2 separate regions of the Homo sapiens genome follow, and region 2 is linked to region 1. Evidence: chromatin contacts called from ENCODE Hi-C data. All regions are on one chromosome and are shown on one strand. The core of a region is the stretch at or near the end of the contact, and the rest is flanking DNA. Distances in the headings are between cores, read along the strand shown. Region 1 overlaps LOC105377296 (a long non-coding RNA gene). Region 2 overlaps CFAP299 (cilia and flagella associated protein 299).

Region 1 (6,960 bases), core at 1,399-3,898:
TGTTGTTCTAATATGCAAAAAATACAAAAAGTAACACTCTTTCCTCAGCTGCTACCAGAAATGAAAATAATCTCAACATTTGACAGAAAGTAAAATTAGATTGTTTCAAAGTCTTCTAAAAATCTGAGTTCTCCTTAGAAGAGACATTTTTAACAGTTTGGAGACACTGGATAGAAGCCATGGCTGAATTTGAGTTTCTAGGGCACAGGAAATGCTGAGGAGTGAGCTGAGTTGGGAGAAGGAGCATGATGATCAGCCCAGAAGATCCAGTGCCTTGACTGTTTGGGAAAGCTGGGGTCAGGAAGAAATTGCCTGGAAAAAAGCTGGAAAGTCCAGTCAAGGGCTTCTGCCCCTCAGGCGAGTGCTGGGAGAAAAGTTGGGAATGCCAATCTGCTTTTTCTCCTCTAGGTTTTTTTCACTAATGGCAAAAGGAAGGAGAAATACTAGGCATCACAATCCAAGAATATAAGATTCAATTACCCCAACCCTAAGGCCACTTTCATGACAAATATGACTTACACTTGTCTAGAGCCCAATATATGCTCTAAAGATTTTTTCTTCTTTAAAGACTTCAAATGAAGTGTGCTCATGGCTGGCTGAGCACATCATGTTGCCATGAGCTCATGACTACTTGCAAGCTTTCCTGAAGTAGAGCTCCAAATCACACACGTCTGGCCACCATCTTACAGCATGACTGCATCCTGGAATCCCATCAGGCCACTGGAAACAGGCTTTATCAAAGCTGTTTTCTGAAACCTGGCTTTAAAAATTGGGAGAAAGGCTTCTTTATTCAATAAAAATCTTGATCTTAGCATTCTGGTTATTTAAAACCTCTCTTCAGGTATGGATGCACAGGAGCAGGGGGACTTGGTTAATGTGAATCAGGAATTTTAATTTAATGAAAAATTATTGCAAACGATGTTTATTTAAATCATGATTAAATCTCAAGGTCTGCAGAGCAGGTTGCGGCTGATGTCATTGGCTGCCATTTACTGTCCAGAAAGCTGCACTACTGATTCCTAAACGTCCTCAGCCACATCGTGTGAGTCTTTCTCATAACATGCACAAAAACGAGAACTAGCAGTCTGGGTAACAAAGCCTTTGACCTGCTGATGGGTGAAAGCTGCCGTTAGCTCTGTGCTTGCTTCAGAGCTGCCACTCCTTTCCTTTCCTACACCAGTCTCAGAGAGACGCTGTGTCACCCAGTGGACACTAAAGTGATGGCTTTTTAAACCTAATCAATGACTAATGATAGGTCACCATAGTCTCTTGAAGAATATTTTCTTAGAACTAGACTTTTGTGGTAAAACACCTGGTTATCTATGCTTTGGGTACTTCAAAATATTTGAGAAGCTATAATAGGCCCCAAAGCAGCTGAGTGATCATCTTTCTGCTTCCATAGGGCACGCGGCAGGCCTCATCATGAGGGATGAAATCTACACTTGCTGGTTCTCCTGTGGACTTGGAATTTACCATCACAAAGATAATTCAGACCTAGCACTTCCCAGAGGTTGAGCCCCAGTACATTGATTGAGGAACTGTCAAAACAGGCTTGCAAAAATATAGTATATTTTGAGTGTTTACATTTAATAAATTAACACTTGTGAAACACTATAAACAATGCAACATAATTGTGTGATGACTTGTAAAAATTAATTCAGGCTGTGCAGTTTTATAATGGGGTAATTGTATAGTTGCATGAGAAAAAAGTCCTTTTCACATTTATCCTGAATCTCAGTGACCATATGCATAACCTCGTTTGAAGTTAAGGTGAAAGTCTAAATTTGACATATTTTGTGAATAAGAGGCCTGGACCAATGCCATCCTAGATAAGCTACTTGTTCTCCCTGTTCTCAAAGGGACACAATGAAATCACATGTAAAAAATATTTTTGAGTAACAAGATAATTGAATTTGGTGAGAGAGTGCTGTTCTTAAAATCGGTATGTTGGCAGGATGGTTCTTTCCATCTTTGCTGAAGTTTGCTATATCTCCGGTCCTAACGTTTTTGAGCAAAGTTTACTGCATATCTCTTGCCAGGTCAGCTGAATATGAACTTAAAGGGACCTAACAAAACAGGCAGTATGCATCGATGATTTAGAATTCCACTGTGCCCACGAGGACAAGTAAGAGCAAGCGCCTTGGGCAAAGGACATGGGTATTACCTCCATAACATGCTGTGCTAGGCTGCATATTCAGGACAGGATCTCTGACAGTGGAGAAATAACGACTTTCTGATGGACTGCTAGGGTGCCAGCATGGATTTTCCTGGCTTCAGTGGAATAACTCATTTTTCCATCTGTAAATAGAGTACTGAGACATTATCTTCATATATGCTTGATGTTAGTCAGGGGCACTTCGGGGTACAATTTTGAAGCTCTAGGGAAATTTTATAGCAAAGGTTAAAGTCCAGAGAGGAAAAGAGTCTAGATAGCAATTGAAAATTGGGCACAAATGAAGTATAGTTTGACCCCCACATCTCCTGCCTACAAACTGCAGACCCAGCTGCAGTAGGTGGTAGTGAAATAAGGGAAGTTCTAGGGGGGACTCCGTCCTCTTCAGCAAGTGACAGATGGTGTGAAACCACACGGTAGCTTGGCAGTATGGGGCGGCTGCTGCTTAGTCACTCCTAACTCAGGAACCTAGTATTGAAACTTGAACAGCCTTCCCTGTCTGGCTATAATGCAGCCCAGACATCCCTTGTCAACAAGTTAGTCAACAGTGCTCTGAACAATATCCGGTAAGTCTGATGTCTTACTTGCCGAACCAGTCAAAACAAGAAAAGTGGGCTCTGTTGGAACATTCCCTTTGGTTAACTGAAGATCTCTAGTTTCATTTCTCCCCACCACCATCCCCTTTGTTCATTCACTTGTGCATTCAGTCAGCAGAGGAGCCAGGGGGATATGACGAACTTTCACTGGTTATATACTATGTGCTGGTTACAGTTTAAGGAATACGAAGCTGTAAGGTTTGCTCTCTTTCTGCAGGAAGCTCACAGTCCAGCTAAGGAGACACGTGCAAAAATAAACAATGGTGATCCTTAGGGGTAGATACAATACTGGAGGTGGTACTTGGTACAATGGTGGCTCATAGGAGGGAGAGACAGAATTGCTTAATTGGATCCTTCACAAAAACTGATATTCATCATGATTCAACTTCCACTGTATGCCAGGTACAGTACCAAATATTTTACCTGTTTTATCTCATTTAATTCTCCATTGACTACCATTTCAAAGATTATTAAAACAAAGCTCCAGGAAAACAAGTAACATACCCAAGGCCATGAAACTAGTAAGAGGAAGAGCCAGGATTCAAGTCGAAGTCAGTCTGTCTTTTCAGTTCTCTGATGCTCCTCACCGAGTAATCCGTTGCAAGGATAACGAGCGTGAAACTGTCTGGTACGTTACCCTGCGAAGCAGGGTCATATAAGGGAATGGCGGCCATGGGGGCTGGCTTGAGCCAGAAACAACTCCTGCTCCTGGCTGCAGAGGGAACTGGATGGGGAGGCAGCCCTCACAAGTGACCAGCACTTGTCACTACCCTGTCCTTGCCTGCTTCTTTCAAGGGATGCAGGTTCCCACCTACTCAGCCTCATCCACACTCTTGAAGGGTGCTGATGTAGGGCACCAGTATCCATGGCCAAGGGGATTTTGATCTGGCTTCCTTTGCATATCTTGAATTTTTTTCTTTTCTGACCCTACAAAGGATTAAAAAAGGAAATGCCTCTTTCATTAAATATTATGACACCTACCTGAATTTTCCTGGAGGGCCATCCCCCCGTTCTCACCATTTAGTCTTCTTAGAAAAAGTTCTAGTGAACAATCAAATGTGATTGAGAATTTGGGTACATACTTTCTACCATTTCTTAACCCCATTACTGCCCCTGAGGCATAAGATAAACTATGACTAGAAAGAGTGGCCACGGTTGGGGTAGGCGGGGAAGTTGATTGGTCCTGACCCCCAGGGATTCAGGTGTGACACCTGTCCACCTTTGAGGATCACTATTCTGGCAGTTCAGTGTCATTGCTGCCTTCATATCTGTGTCAGCTTAGTTGTTCCTCTTTGTAGCACATCACTGACAATGCTTGGAGCCTGCTAAGAGAGCACAGCAGAAGAATTATTTTTAAATATGTAATTTTTTCTTATTTGTCCTTGGCATGTGTATTTGTCAACAGTGGAGCTTCTCTCCACAACTACCTACCTAGCTAATATTCTGTCTTTTGGATACTCAGTTCTCTCTAGCCTGAGACATGAATCTGGCTCTATCTTCATTCTCTTGATCCATCTCACAGATCCTCTTTCTCTGGTTCTTTTCCTGGATTAATTTCTTGGGCTCTGACCACTTCCAACCCTCCCTTCTCAAGCATAGATAAACGAGAACAAAGCTGAACTCTCCCATAGCAATCACTGCTCACTACTATTAAAACCACTACATGTAGTAATGGAGGTGAATCAAACTCAGGAAGACTAGGATAGAAAATTTCCTTTTATGACTACCAGAAATGAAAATTACCCCCATGGTTGAAGCAGTTTCCTCTTAGCCACTTCTATTTTCACTCTGTCTAGATTTCTATTTTAGGCCGATGTGGTTGGAAAGGCTTATAGAACATATACCTTTTGCAATTTATAGAAATGCTTACAAGAGCCTTCCTTTGATATTGGGCAGAGTTGAGGAAATTGTCCAGAGTTACAGTAGTCCACCCTTATCAACAGTTTCGCATTCCGCAGTTTGTTATCCACAGCCAATCACAGTCTGAAATTATTAAAAGGAAAATTACAGAAATAATTCATAAGTTTTAAATTGTGCACTGTTCTAAGTTGTGTGGTAAAATCTCATGCCATCCTGCTTCATCCCATCTGGGACACTAATCATCCCTTTGTCCAGCACATCCACACCATCTATGTATCCAGCCCTTTGTCACTTAGTAGCCTTCTTGGTTATTAGAGCTACTGTCTCGGTATCACAGTGCTTGTGTTCAAGTCACCCTTACTTTACTTAAAAATGGCCATAAAGCTCAAGAGTAGTGATGCTGGCATATTGTTATAATTGTTCTGTTTTGTTACTATTAATCTCTTACCGTGCCTAATTTATACATTAAACTTTATTGTAGGCAGGTATGTATGTATCAGAAAAAAAAAACCTAGTACATATAGGGTTCTGTATTATCCCCAGTTTTAGACATCCATTAGGAGTCTTGGAACATACACCCCACGAATAAGGTGGGGGGACTACTATCTACCAAAGTTCTACTTTCTGACCTCAGGGCTGAACACCAAGTGCTTGACACAGAGTTGGCATTTGTTAAGTGTTTGAGAGATATTATATGCTTTTCTGGAGACATGGACATTGACAGATACTCATGTTTTCAACTGGCCCAAGCTGTCTAGTGCTTCTTTCGCATCAATTAGACAGAGGAAATTAGGAAGAGGTTCATTCCATTCAACAGACAACACACTGAAACACTGCCTGTGTTACCATCAGAATAGTAATTCCACTTTTCTCTCCTTTTTTAATTATCCCAAACACCTACATATACATTCCCCATATTCGCATCTCCCATATGCCGCAAGTACGTGGCCCAGGTAAATGCTCTATAAATATTGATGATTGAAGCCTATTGATCATTTTTATTAACATAGGATTACAGCCTCTTGGAATATGTAGAGGAGTTCCAAGGTAGTCAGAGACGTTTGTACTGCGTGGCTCCGGGAAAAGGTAAGATATATTTTTAATTCAGAAGAGGATAATATCCTAAATTTATATATAAATTGCTAACCACCTACCACACATGTCAGAAATGTCATTTTAGGGAATGTCTCTTCTGTCTTTAGAAACCAGTTTCCATAGGAGGAAAAAGCAGCCTAAGGTAAAAGTCTTTCTCTTCCCAGCAGCGTAATAAGTGAGCCAAGGTCAAAAGTCACCATCCTACTTCAAAGAAGCTGACAGCTGTGGGGGATTCACAGAGGCAGTTTACAGGAAGTTTGATATTCCAGTTCTTTCAGCTAATGCAAGTATTATTTCTTTTTTAAAATAAATGATTTTCAACAGAATTGCATGTGGCATAATTCAGTAAAGTGAAACACAGTATCAAAATATGAATCATAAACTTACCTGGAAAAACGCTCAAGAACAGGTTTTCCATGGACATAAGTCACATGGCCATTCCTTCTTTTTCTGCTCCTGTATAGAAAACCGAATAGTCAACACAATGTCCATTGGCATGACAGTAGCCCATGAATTATTCGCTCTCCTGTGGAGATGTCACACACTCATTCTGTGAGCAGGATTACAATAGTCTTATAAATTCAAATGGGTTTGGCACATGTGTAGTTCTTTGCTCCAGGCCCCAGTACAGGGCCAGTATTTTTATTTTGTGACCAGAATGGGCATGTTAAATGCTATTTTATGCCATGCAAAGTTTATTAATAAGAAATGTTACCTGTCTCATACTATTTATTTGTTTATTTATTGAGATGGAGTCTCACTCTGTCACCCAGTCTGGAATGCAGTAGTGTTACCTTGGCTCACTGCAAGGTCTGCCTCCTGGGTTCAAGTGATTCTTGTGCCTCAGCCTCCTAAGTAGCTGGGATTACAGGCATGCACTCCACACCCAGATAATTTTTGTATTTTTAGTAGAGACAGGGTTTTGCCACGTTGGCTAGGCTGGTCTCAAACTCTAACCTCAAGTGATCTACCCGCCTGGGCGTACCATTTATTACATATACTGTACTATTATATTATACTATCATTATTGTTATACTATTATTATTTAGATATATATACATTCCTACTATATACACATACTAATTATGGCTGGTGTCACCATATTAAAAATGTTTCTCAGCCGGGCGCAGTGGCTCACGCCTGTAATCCCAGCACCTTGGGAGGCCAAGTGGGTGGATCACAAGGTTAGGAGATTGAGACCATCCTGGCTAACAAGGTGAAACCCCGTTTCTACTA
Region 2 (6,830 bases), core at 3,312-5,811, 3.3 Mb after region 1:
CTCTGTACTGACTATCGCCCCAGTTTTAGATCTCCTGAGCTCGATCAGTAGGTTCAAGTGGTGTCAGTCTAATTACTTCATTACAAGATTTTCCATAAAATTTCACCCAATGGTGTTAGCATCTATTATTGAAAGCTACCTAAATGTTTTTACTAAGGGTTGAATAATGGTGAATCTATAATTATATTATTTATCCTGAATTTTTTAACTTGAATTCTTCTATAGAGAAAAACTTTTCCTTATCACTTATTTGGTTACCTTGAAATAAATTCCTGCAGAAATACAAAATAAATATTTTTTTCATTTATAGAAAATTTGAAGCCAGAAACACAAAAGAGTGTAGAGATTATACCAAATTATTTTTCAGAGTAGTTGTATCATTTTGTATCCATGAGAAATACTGCATAAGTGATCTGGTTATCCCTCATCCTCACCAACACAAGATATTAACAAACTGTTCTTTCCCACTGTAGTGAGTTATAAATGATCTCTCAATGTGGTTTTCATTTTTATTTACTTGATTATTTATTAGATTGGGTATCTTTTATTGGCTGTTCAGATTTTCTTTCTGTGAAGTACCTATTAAGATTTTTCCCTGTTATTTCAAGTGAGCTATTCTTTTTCTTGCAAATTATAAGATTCGTTTTATTTATTTTTGGATATTGATTAATCCTTTGCCTCTTATGTGTATTTCAAAATATCATCTCTCTGTGTGTAGTTCTTCTTCTTTTTTTTTTTTCATTGATTTTGATGGTCAGAAATCAGAAGTTCTGATAGTCATCTTAATGCATTTTAAACTTTACCTCTGCAGTTTGTGCTTTTGTATTTTGTTTAATAAACCCCATCCTTTTTGGAAGTCATAAATATACTGTCTTATAGGATATTATAGTTTTGCTTTTGATTTTATATCTTTAACTGCCCAGTATTAATATAGCATATGGTAGTTAGGCAGTTGTTATTAGGGGAAAAAGTCCCTTAGGTGTATGAAGTTCCATACTTAGTTTGATTCAGAACTAAAGCCAAAATTTAAAATTAAATATTTCATAAAGTCTCTATATCCTTACCTTTTAGCATGGTCTTTTATTCTATGCAGAGACAAACATTTTGTGGCTATGATTAGAATCTGGTCTTGCATTTTTACTGTGGAAAATATAAATGTCAATAGACAGCTGCTACTATTATGAAATGTAGCAGTAGAAAGGGCCCTGACCAAACTGGCAATCTTTTCAATTCAGCTTCCATCTTAACTATGTCTTTAAGATTCAGTACTTTCTTTTTGACACACTTGTGAGTAATTATAAGTGGATAGCAGGTTACAATTTCAAGTTCCTTCACACTTCCCTGTTGATATGGGCATGACAAGCATTATTCTTACCATCAGAGAGAGGAAAAGATAAAGAGTAAACCACTTACTAAAGTTCATAAGTGAAACACTGATGAGACAGGACAAGTTCTTCAGCATTCTAATTCACTGTTCACCTCTAGAACACTATTCCTGGTTTAAGCTTTTATATCCCAAGGACAACTGTACCATGTAGAATCACTTATAAGCTCCGCATATATTTGCATACATTTCCATGTTTATGCATGTGTTGAACAAAGATCTAAGGCTTGCCTATAGAGCTCTACCCATCCCTCAGATAGGATAATCAAGAGGAAATGAAAAACTTTTCTTTGTGTTTCTTTTTAGAGCTTCCATGAAATATTCATACCCTTGACCAGAAAATGACCTTAAATACTAAAGCTTTGAAAGGTATTATTGTCAAATTTCCCTTGAAGTCCCATTGTCTGTTTTATTAAAATGTTTAACGTTCCAAGCCCCTGAAGTTAGAATTATATGCACTTATCCTGTGCTTAAGTGCATTCTTCTGAAAGCATTCTGGTAACATATTGGCTGATTCTCAAGTTTAAAAAGGAAAAAATAAAGCAGTAAATGAACCCAGGGTTTCTACAAATAGTATTAAAATATTGCCTATTTTTAAAGTTATTAATGCTTTTCCAAATTCGAATATGGTGATTGTTCATTAGAATATTAGTTTAGTCTGTTCAGCAGATATTCACTGAATTTGAAAGAGGGGGAAATACTTTGAGCGAAAACCTACTAACTAAAGGAGACTTGCCGCAACTACCTAGCTCCTTGATACGCAAAGTATAGTCCATGAACCCACAGTGAAGCATCTCAGGTTCTCTTCCAACCACTGAGTTAGAATTAGTATATTAACATGATCCTCAATATTTCCATATGCTTATTTGTCTTAGTTTGTGCTGCTATAACAAAATACCACAGACTGTGTAATTTATAAACAATAGAAATTTATTTATCATGGTTTTGGAGGCTGGAAAATCCAAGACCAAGGTGCTGGCAGAATTGCCATTTGGTGAGGCCTCCTTTCTGCTTCCAAGATGGTGCCAGAAAAGGGCTTAAACTAGTTCCCTCCAATTTCTTTATAAGGCACTAATCCATTTCTGAGGCAGAAGTATCATGACTTAATCACTTTCCAAAAGCCCTACCACTTAATACACCAGTTTTAACATAAATTTTGGAGGGGACACATTCAAACCATAGCAATATTAAATTTTGAGAAGCATGCCCTAGACTGGTGCTCTCTAGTAGGGTAGCTACTACCCGCATATGGCCACCGAGTACTTGATGTATGGTTAACCTTGAATTAAGATGTACTGTGAGTGTAAAATGCACACTTGATTCTGAAGACTTCTCATAAAAATATAAAATGTCTTATTAGTAATTATTATTTCATGTTAAAATAATAATGTGATAGATATTTTGAGTTATAAAATACATTATTAAAATAATTTTACCTATTTCTTTTTATTTGTTTTTAATGCGACTACTAGAAAATTCAAAAATACATCTGTGGTTCACATTGCTGGCTCATATCGTATTATATCTCCATTAAGCAACACTCTTCTGGTCTACTTGTCCCCAACCCAGAGGCTCAATCTCACCCCAATCTTTAGAACCAGTACTAATCTTAGATAGGTATGATGTAAAAAGCCAGAAACCAGAGATCAGCAATTAGTCATTGGACCAGATCTGCCTGCAGAATTGTTTATTTGGCCTGCACAATTGTATGTAAAATTGTGTCAATGTTTCAGAAACAAAAAATTTCCCACAAAATATCTTGGACTTGAAATTTTCTTTAAACTTATAAGATCTCTCATCTTGCCGGGCGCGGTGGCTCACGCCTGTAATCCCAGCACTTTGGGAGGCCGAGGCGGGTGGATCACAAGGTCAAGAGTTCGAGACCACCCTGGCCAACATGGTGAAACCCCGTCTCTACTAAAAATACAAAAAAAAATTAGCTGGCCATGGTGGCAGGTGCCTGTAATCCCAGCTACTTGGGAGGCTGAGGCAGGAGAATCGCTTGAACCTGGGAGGCGGAGGTTGCGGTGAGCCAAGATCGCGCCATTGCACTCCAGCCTGGGCAAAAAGAGTGAAACTCTGTCTCAAAAAAAAAAAAAAAAAAGATCTCTCATCTCAACTGTCATCCAGAATTAAACTGCAGCTGCTTCCTCAGATGGGGCATATTTTTACTAGATTAACACAGACTTCACTAACCACATATAGTGATACCACCATCACCCTTGAGTTACTCATGCATAGTACCTGCTAGCTTCTTTTAGGCATTTGAGTTTGTGACTTCTGGTTTAAACTGCTATCTTAGATTCTAGAGGTCATATTTTCTGTTAGCCTAGTCATGATATTCTTTGCTCACCCACTACGTGTGAGTTTATTTCAGCCCTTGGTCTCCCTCAGGTTGTTCCATACCGTGGTTACAAGGTTGAACTGCGTCAGTCTGAGATGATTATGATGATGATTTAAAAACAATGATGATGTTAACTGAGCACTTACTGTGCATAGTACTAATTAATAACTAAAGCACTGTACTAAATAATTTATATATTACATATTATATATAAATATTATATATTACATTTATAAATATTATATTATATATAATATTTCATTTTCTCTTTACAACAACCTTATAGGTTAGGGACCTGATATGGTTTGGCTGTGTCACCACCCAAATCTCATCTTGAATTGTAATCCATATAATCCTCACATGTCACGGGAGGGACCTGATGGAAGGTAATTGAATCATGGGGGCAGTTTTCTCCATACTGTTCTCAGGATAGTGAGTGAGTTCTCACAAGATCTGATGGTTTTATAAGCAACTGGCATTTCCCCTGCTGGCACTCATTCTCTCTCCTGCTTTCCTGGGAAGAGGTGCCTTCTGCCATGATTGTAAGTTTCCTGAGGCCTCCCCAGCCATGTGGAACTGTAAGTTAATTAGACCTCTTTTCTTTATAAACTTCCCAGTCTTGGGTGTTTCCTTATAGCAATATAATAATGGACTAATACAAGACCTTTTTCACATTTTAACACTTAAAAAACCTGTATCATTAAAGTGTTAGCTGGCTTAACCAAAGTTATATACAGACACATACATATGTACAACCAGAAATCCAGGACCAAACAGAGATCACTGCCATTATTTTTTTTAATTCAGTACATTATTCCATTTAAGACTTTGACATGTAAAGATGTCACTTTTGACCTCAAATCCATATCCCAATCCTTCCCAGGTCATATTTTTTTTTGTCAGAAGTGTGTCTCCTGTGACAAGACCTAATTTAGGAATATTTTTCAGAACTTTAAGCAATCCTGCTGTCCACAGTTAAGACTAGGAAATTTTGGCCATCCTGTACCCACCCTTGCCACTTCCTTCTTTCATTGAGCTTGGCAGAAAACACCCCTTTGTACTTAACCAGGCTTTCATTTTCAGTCACTGTGAGTAAGAATTATAGTGTCCCCACAGCTTTGTGTGTGGAAGAGCTCTGAACAGAATTAAAAGTGACCTGTAATTGTGGTTTCAGCCTAAAAGTCTTTAGGGAAACATTGGCCCTGACTTGTTGAACCTCAGTTATGTCCCAGGATACTTTTAGAATCTACTCATATCCTCTGAACTGTGGTTCAAAAAAATTTTGTAATATCTACTTGGAATTCTTTTACAGATAAATTTAATTTTCCAATACTTAACTCATTTTAGCTTCTCTTTATTCCAAGCTAAATATTAAGTACTGTCTCTCATGGAAAATTCAGAAATAGAGCAGAGATCCCAAAAGCCATATACTGTGCATATAACCCATAAACTAGGACTAACAATTCCTACTGAATCCTTACTAGAGTATCTGTCTGTGTCATCTAATGACAGAAATTATTCATGCACAGTTTGGTCCATTGCTTTAAAAGAAAAAGTCAGAATCCCAGAGCAATCACTTGGTAGTTTCTTTAGTTGTCTAGAATGTGTTTCCTTGAAGATTGTGTCTCTGGATAAACCTTAAGTGAATAATTAGAGATCTCACAAAACCTCTAGTTTATTGACACTGACTGTGGTTAAGACAGGATTACTCTACATAAGATTTTTTCCAACTTTTTAAAATTTTTGGTCAAAAATACACAACATAAAATTTCAGTTTAACCGTTTAAAGTGTACAGTTGAGTGACATTAAATACATTCAAATTTTTGTGCAACTTTTTCAACTTTTTATTATTAATTTTTTTTAAGTTTTGGAAAAGTTCAAAGAATAGTACAATGAAGGCTAATATACTCACAACCTAGACAAAACAATTGTTAACATTTTTCCAAACTTGCTTCAATTCTCTTTTGGTATTTTGGTGTGTGTTTATTTGTGTCTATGTTTGTACTATTTGAAAGTAGCTTACAGATTTCACCTTAAAATATTTCATCTTGCGTCTCATGAGTATAAGGACATCCTCCTACATAACATCACCATTATTTTAGATAAAAATTCATAATTATTTTCTACTGTCATCTAATGTTTAGCTCATATTTAAATTTTCTTAAGTATGTCCAAAATGTATTATAGCTACTTGTGTGAATCATCATTCAATGTATAAAAATTACATTGCTTGTGTCTCTTTACTGTCCTTTTCTTTAAAAGAGCACCTCTCTCCATACTTCCCAGCCAAATATTCTTTTCTTTGTGATGACATTGACGTTTTAAAAACACAGGACCCTTGTCTTTTAGATTGTTCCACATTCTGAACTTGTCTGATTGTTTCCTTGTGGTAATATCTGACTCATTTCTCTTATCTGTGTATTTTCTTTATACTGGGAGATAACTCTAAAGGCTTCATTTTGTTCAGTATAAATATTTCTTTTAGACAAGAACTTCTCCATTACATATTGCATCATATCAGGAAGCACCTAATGTCAAGTTGTCTCATTATCAGTGATGCTCAGTTTGACCTGTTGGTTAAAGAAGACTTGCTATATCATTCCTCTAAAAAGATATATTTTCCTTTTTTAACAAAATTTAATACCTAAACTAGTATGAAATAACTTTTGTGTATTTATGTAAGCCTACTTGTTTTTCTGTTTTTTTCTTTAAAATTTACATTTTACAAGAAAGTATATTAGTAGCAAATTAACTTTGCTTTCCACAGTTATTTTCATTTAATTTTCTAAATTAGAAGAAAGGATAGTACTTGTGAAAACAGAATTTAAGTAGAGTTAAAGCTGTAAGTGGAGCTTGCAGGAATTGTACACAACTTTCAATGTAGAAATAAGCTATGCACCAAAATTAAATTGTTTATTGTTTAGAACTCAGAATCATTTTCCTTGAGATATTGTCTTATCAGAGATAGTTTGTCAGGTCATGTCACAAATTTTCAAACCCATTATTTCCATGGAAAACTTAATTTTATTTTATGTGGCAAAAATAAACTTGAGGACATTAAATAAATATTTCTACTGTCCTATAGCTTCCCTATCTCATCT

The links. A loop is a pair of places that touch in the nucleus more often than their neighbours do. Pooled maps may share reads with other maps.
Region 2: a pooled map shows a loop between it and region 1 (12-fold over the local background). The contact joins two enhancer-like sites. A Hi-C loop is called at or near these places in 2 of 37 single-sample maps with no recorded cell type and 2 of 50 pooled maps.

The regions. Positions count from the first base shown.
Region 1 is chr4:77,584,428-77,591,387 of GRCh38, forward strand. LOC105377296 (a long non-coding RNA gene) reads right to left here. Exons shown (of 7, transcript XR_938912.3): 2 at 6,112-6,180; 3 at 4,640-4,752; 4 at 3,274-4,094; 5 at 2,165-2,298. It also overlaps a transcript of CXCL13 not described here. Among named protein-coding and RNA genes, the nearest start is that of CXCL13, 18 kb to the right of the region's middle. Within about 2 kb of position 2,649, at least 3 of the 41 ENCODE cell types and tissues checked have a DNase peak (open chromatin) inside an H3K27ac peak, as active enhancers do.
Region 2 is chr4:80,872,195-80,879,024 of GRCh38, forward strand. The region is part of intron 4 of CFAP299 (cilia and flagella associated protein 299); the gene reads left to right. Among named protein-coding and RNA genes, the nearest start is that of BMP3, 160 kb to the right of the region's middle. Within about 2 kb of position 4,562, at least 3 of the 41 ENCODE cell types and tissues checked have a DNase peak (open chromatin) inside an H3K27ac peak, as active enhancers do.